Regions from separate parts of the Homo sapiens genome. Here region 1 is linked to region 2. A link is a contact called in ENCODE Hi-C or POLR2A ChIA-PET data. All regions are on one chromosome and are shown on one strand. The core of a region is the stretch at or near the end of the contact, and the rest is flanking DNA. Distances in the headings are between cores, read along the strand shown. Region 1 overlaps EPS15-AS1 (EPS15 antisense RNA 1). Region 2 overlaps LINC01562 (long intergenic non-protein coding RNA 1562).

Evidence for each region. A loop is a pair of places that touch in the nucleus more often than their neighbours do. ChIA-PET counts read pairs that join two places held with the same protein, here RNA polymerase II (POLR2A). Pooled maps may share reads with other maps.
Region 1: a pooled map shows a loop between it and region 2 (2.0-fold over the local background). The contact joins two enhancer-like sites. A Hi-C loop is called at or near these places in 1 of 50 pooled maps. POLR2A ChIA-PET finds 5 or more read pairs at or near these places in 3 of 52 experiments (HEK293T, K562 and common myeloid progenitor, CD34-positive).

What each region holds. Positions count from the first base shown.
Region 1 is chr1:51,533,832-51,536,531 of GRCh38, forward strand. All of the region lies in intron 1 of EPS15-AS1 (EPS15 antisense RNA 1), which reads left to right. It also overlaps a transcript of OSBPL9 not described here. Among named protein-coding and RNA genes, the nearest start is that of EPS15, 16 kb to the left of the region's middle. Within about 2 kb of position 1,381, at least 6 of the 41 ENCODE cell types and tissues checked have a DNase peak (open chromatin) inside an H3K27ac peak, as active enhancers do.
Region 2 is chr1:51,213,627-51,216,497 of GRCh38, forward strand. The region is part of intron 1 of LINC01562 (long intergenic non-protein coding RNA 1562); the gene reads right to left. Among named protein-coding and RNA genes, the nearest start is that of LINC01562, 20 kb to the right of the region's middle. Within about 2 kb of position 1,390, at least 7 of the 41 ENCODE cell types and tissues checked have a DNase peak (open chromatin) inside an H3K27ac peak, as active enhancers do.

The sequences.
Region 1 (2,700 bases), core at 131-2,630, 320 kb after region 2:
TTCTTTTTTCTTTCTTTTTTTTTTTTTTTTTGCAGAGGAATAGATAATACTGAGGTTAGGGGTTAGAGGTTATTATTCTAAATAATTGATGCTGACTGGGCGCAGTGGCTCACACGTGTAATCCCAGCACTTTGGGAGGCCGAGGCAGGTGGATCATGAGGTCAGGAGTTCGAGACTAGCCTGACCAACATGGTGAAACCCCATCTCTACTAAAAATATAAAAACTAGCGGGGAGTGGTGGCACATGCTGTAGTCCCAGCTACTCAGGAGGCTGAGGCACAAGAATCACTTGAACCCGGGAGGAGGAGTTTGCAGTGAGCTGAGATCGTGCCACTGCACTCCAGCCTGGGCGATAGAGTGAGACTACATCTCAAAAAAAAAAAAATGCTCCCAGCTGTTTATCATGTTATGAAGTCATACTGGTTTTTTTGTTTTGAACAGTCTAGTAATTTTATTCTCCATCATGTCCTTAAGTCATATTAGGGAAGTTTTATGCTTTGGATTTTCTGATTGTCTTTTTAAGATCATCTCCCCTCTATGGCAATGATAATGTTGTTTCTTTCCAAATAATGTTCTGTCACATGCTCATTCACTTTTTTTTCCAAATGGCCTTCAACTTCATCCCCTGATGTTGGTAGGAAAGTCTAAGATCCCTCAGCAGTCTGAAGCTCCTCTCAGAAAGGGGTGAGGAGTGGGTTGGATAGGATCAGAACTATGCTGTCCAGGGCATTCAGACCCGTTGAAGTGGATAAGAATTAAAGGTGAACAGTCAGATCCTCCCAGGGAGAGGAAGCCACAAGAGACACAGCCTCACAACTGTGTTGTCACAGTGTTTTCAGAACTCAGTACCAATACCAGTGATGGGGCCACGCTTTTTGCAAGTGACGTTTATTATGTCATTTGAAAATATCAGAATCTCTCTCTTCACAGGCTAGCCAGATAAGTATTGAAACCATTAATTTCTCTACCATGTCACTGTGTCTTTGGGCAAGCCCCTTCTCTCCTCTGGACCCAGGGTCCTGCCTATAAAACGAAGGGGCTCTATTCATCCTCCTCTAGGATCCCTTTCAATTCTGACAGGCTCTAATTTTTCTGTTATCAGTTATTCTTTATTAAACTTACAGTATGTGCCAGCTTTTTTCAAGATGTGAGACCCTCTCACCCTCTTACTCCTCAACCCCCTGTTATAACTTATCTTGGGCTTTTCTTGTTTAAAACATTTGGAAAAAGTGGTGTGTTCACGGGACCTTTATTTGCCCTAAGACATTTGAGGGTAAATCATGTGAAGGCCTTTGTTTTCTTCCAGCAGCCAAAACAATAAAACCACCAAATTGCGTGCAGCATCATTTTCTACTGCCCTCAAGTGGTGGTGGCCCAAATGTCTTTTCCTGGTTGCAGTTTAAGGAATAAAACATGTTTTCAGAAGAACTCTAGGCATCTAGGAGAGGGTAGGAGAGTCATAGAGTCACAAAGGGCCTGAGGTGGAAAGGCCCTTACAGGATGTCTGATCTAAGCCCCTCGTCTTGAAAGGGAGAGACTGAAGTCCACCTTGGTTCTCTGATCAGTGAACAAACCTAGTTTCTTCTGTCTTTAAAGAGCTATCTTATGACCCTGACTCTATTTTTGGCTCCATTTCTCTGCTCCCATTCACAGTGAAATTTTCTAAAGAGTTATCTCCATACTGTTTCTATTTCTTCATCTATGCTTTATTATTATTATTACTTTTTATTTTTTTTTAAAAACAAAATAATAATCTCACTCTGTCGCCCAGGCTGGAGTGCATTGGGCTGATGTTGGCTCATTTCAGCCTCTGCCTATGGGTTCAAGTGATTCTCCTGCCTCAGCCTCCCAAGTAGCTGGGACTATAGGAGGATGCCACCACACCTGGCTAATTTTTATATTTTTAGTAGAGACAGAGTTTCACCATGTTGGCCAGGCTGGTCTCGAACTCTTGACCTCAAATGTTAACCCCCCACCCCGCCGCCCTTGTCTACCAAAGTGCTGGGATTACAGGCATGAACCACCGTGCCCACCTTTACACTTTATTTTTTAACTTTTTACTTTGAAATAATCTCAAACTTGCAGAAGAGCTGCAGAAATATTACAAAGAATTCCCAGATGCCCCAGAAGTTCTCATGTGTGGGCATATGCCTACATGCATATACATGGATATGTATATTTTTTCCTGAGCCATTTGAATTGCAGTAGTTACCCCTAATACCTTAAATATTTCAATGTGTATTTTCTGAGAAAAGGACATTCTCTTATATACCTACATACCCACTCAGTATGACAATCAAATCCAGAAATTTTAAATTGACATAGTGCTTATATACAGTCCATACTCAAATTTCACTAATTGGCCTGATAATGTCCTATATAGCAGTATTTTCCCCCATCAGGTTCTGATCCAGTGCCTGATCCAGGTAATGCATTATACTTAACTGTCATGACTTTTAAAAAGGTTTTTTTTCTTTTAATTATTATTTTTTAGAAACAGGATCGCGCTCTGTCACCCAGGCTGGAGGGCAGTGGTTCAATTACAGCTCACTTACAACCTTGAATTCCTGGGCTCAAGCGATCCTCCCACCCCTGCTTCCAGACTAGCTAGCTAGTACCGCAGGCACGCACCACTATGCCTGGCTAATTTTTTAAAAAATTATTTTTGTAGAGGTGGGGTCTCGTTATGTTGCCCAGACT
Region 2 (2,871 bases), core at 140-2,639:
TAAGTCTGGGCGCAGTGGCTCACACCTGTAATCCCAGCAGTTTGGGAGGCCAAGGCAGGCAGATCACGTGAGGTCAGCAGTGCGAGACCAGTATGGGCAACATGGTGAAACCTTGTCTCTATTAAAAGTACAAAAATTAGCCAGGTGTGGTAGCAGGTGCCTGTAATCCCAGCTACTCAGAGGCTGAGGCAGGAGAATCGCTTAAACCCTGGAGGTAGAGGCTGCAGCAAGCCGAAATCGCACCACTGCACTCCAGCCTGGGCTACAGAGCAAGACTGCATCTCAAAAAGAAAAGAAAAGGAAAGAAAAGAAAAGACAAATAACTTTTTAAATAATTTTTAAAATATTTTAAAGGAATAGAAGTTGACTTTATAGAGCTAATAAAACGTCTGGAAAGACTGACATGGTACCTTGTCTGTGCAGCTCCTTTACAAGTTTTCTGTTCTCGCAGCAAGAAAAGAATGTCACTTTCTGGCTAAGCACAGTGGCTAGCGCCTGTAATCCCAGCACTTTGGGAGGCCAGGGTGGGTGAGCCCAGGAGTTTGAGATCAGCCTGGCCAACATGGTGAAACCCTGTCACTAAAAATACAGAACTTAGGAGCGTGGTTGTGCATGCCTGTAATCCCAGCTACTTGGGAGGCTGAGGCAGGAGAATCGCTTGAACCCAGTAGGCAGAGGTTGCAGTGAGCCAAGATCATTCCACTGCACTCCAGCCTGGTGACAGGCAAGACTTTCACAAAAAAAAAAGTTCTAGCAAAGCCAATTTAAACGAACCTATATGGCCAATCACTATTCTTGCTGCACTTTATGCAAATAATCAGGCCAAGTATATTGTGACTAAAACTTATTTTGCAAATTAATTGGTCCTGCTATGATTTATCCTTGCTGAAAATGGGAAACTAGAGAGAGAAGAATTATGTTTTAGAAGAAAAATTATGTTTTAGAAGAAATCTATAGTCCACCCACTATTTGATTCTAGCCCTGTTCATTGTTTGTGAGTTTTTGTTATTTGCCTACAGTAAGGATGAAATCATAAATTCTTTCCTGGTTACAAGTCCCTATACTAACGTTTCCAAATTTGTCTTCCACTTTTCTGACTTGGACGCAATACAATTGCTACCGTCTTTTTCCTGAGGCCCTCCAGGCTGAAGCTCATATGTTGTGACATACAAACTGCAGGCAAGAAAAACCTGTCAGATTGCCAGCATCTACTTCCACGTTAACTGAAGATGCTTCAAGTCTTACATCCAGACAACTCACCCAACTGCCCTCCAGACTCTAAGGAAGCCGGTTTATAGATTGTACCAAACATTAACCTTTGTTTTTCTTCTGTTTGAAAGCCCATCTGCGATGCCATCTTCTGATATGGGCAGCTTTTAGTGTGTGAAACTTCTAGGGAAGTTTCTGACAGGGTAATGTTGGGGCCAGGAAACCAATACCACAAAATATGGCGTTTTGACATGCTGAACTGAAGAAGCCTCAAGGTCTTTCTGACCTTCCCCCAACATGCACATATACTGTCTCACCCAAAGTCCCTATCTGCCTAACATCCAGACTCTCCAAAAGGAACAATTATTTTTTCTTCCCTTCCCTATAAGACCAAGACTGTAACCACACCTGAAGCAACCCCTTCACAAGATAATGTACAAGTTAATCTCTGTTCCCTGATTCATTTATTCTCCCTAGTAATGCCCTCAACAGAATTCCTCTTCCCCCTCTCACAACCTGTTTTGCCAGAATAGCTTACAAGCTTCTGAATCACACTGTAGGATGGGCAATCACCCCATGATTCTCCCCATGTATGCACATTAAATAAATGTGTATGCCTTTTCTCCAATTAATCTACCTTTTGTGAGCTGATTCTTCAGTGAACCTTTGGAGGGCAGAGGGGAGGTTTCCCTTGACCCGTAAAGCCTCAGTGTATCTGATTTACTCTGTGAGAAGGACCACTGAGTTGTAGGCAGAGTTCCTGACCCTCCAAATTACAAAAACGAGCTTTTTAATCCAAGCCTCTCCAAGCAGAAAAAACAGCCATCATTGAATAATCTTTCAAAATAGAATGTCCTATAGAAAATATACATTCGCTATAAAAATAAGCACTAGGCCATGCATTCCTTGGTTCCCACGGCCACCATCCTAGTTCAGGCCCCAATATTAGACCATTGCAACTGAGTCCTAACTACCTTTTCTCTGCCTCCAGTCTCTTCCATTAGTCCATTTCCCCTTGCCACCAGATTGCTGTTTCTAAAACACAGAGCTAATCATATGACTCTCTTGATTAAGAAAAACAGAAAAACAACTTCAGTGGCTCTCACAGCCTACTGGATCAAGTACAAACTCCTTTGTCTAGTATTCAAGGTCCTCCATTAACTGGCCCCAAACTACCTCCCAACACACACACACATACACACACACACACACACACACGTTCTTTCTCTAAATTTCAGCTTCCCTGAATGTTATTCTTAGAACACAGTGAACTTTCATTTCATCAAATATTTGTATGTGTTTTTCTCTCTAAAATGCCCTTTGGCCTACCAGTCTTCTCTTTCTCTTTTTTTTTTTTTTTTTTGAGACAGGTCTCACTCTGTCACCCAGGATGGAGTGCAGTGGTGCCATCTCGGCTCCCTGGAACCTCCGCCTCCCAGATTCAAGCAATTCTCCCACCTCAGCCTCCCAAGTAGCTGAGAGTACAGGTACACACCACCATGCCTGGCTAATTTTTGTATTTTTTTTTAGCAGAGTCAGGGTTTCGCCATGTTGGCCAGTCTGGTGTTGAACTCTTGCCCTCAAGTGATCCGCCAGCCTCAGCCTCTCAAAGTGCTGGGATTACAGGCGTGAGCCACTGCGCCTGGCCCAAGTCTTCTCTTT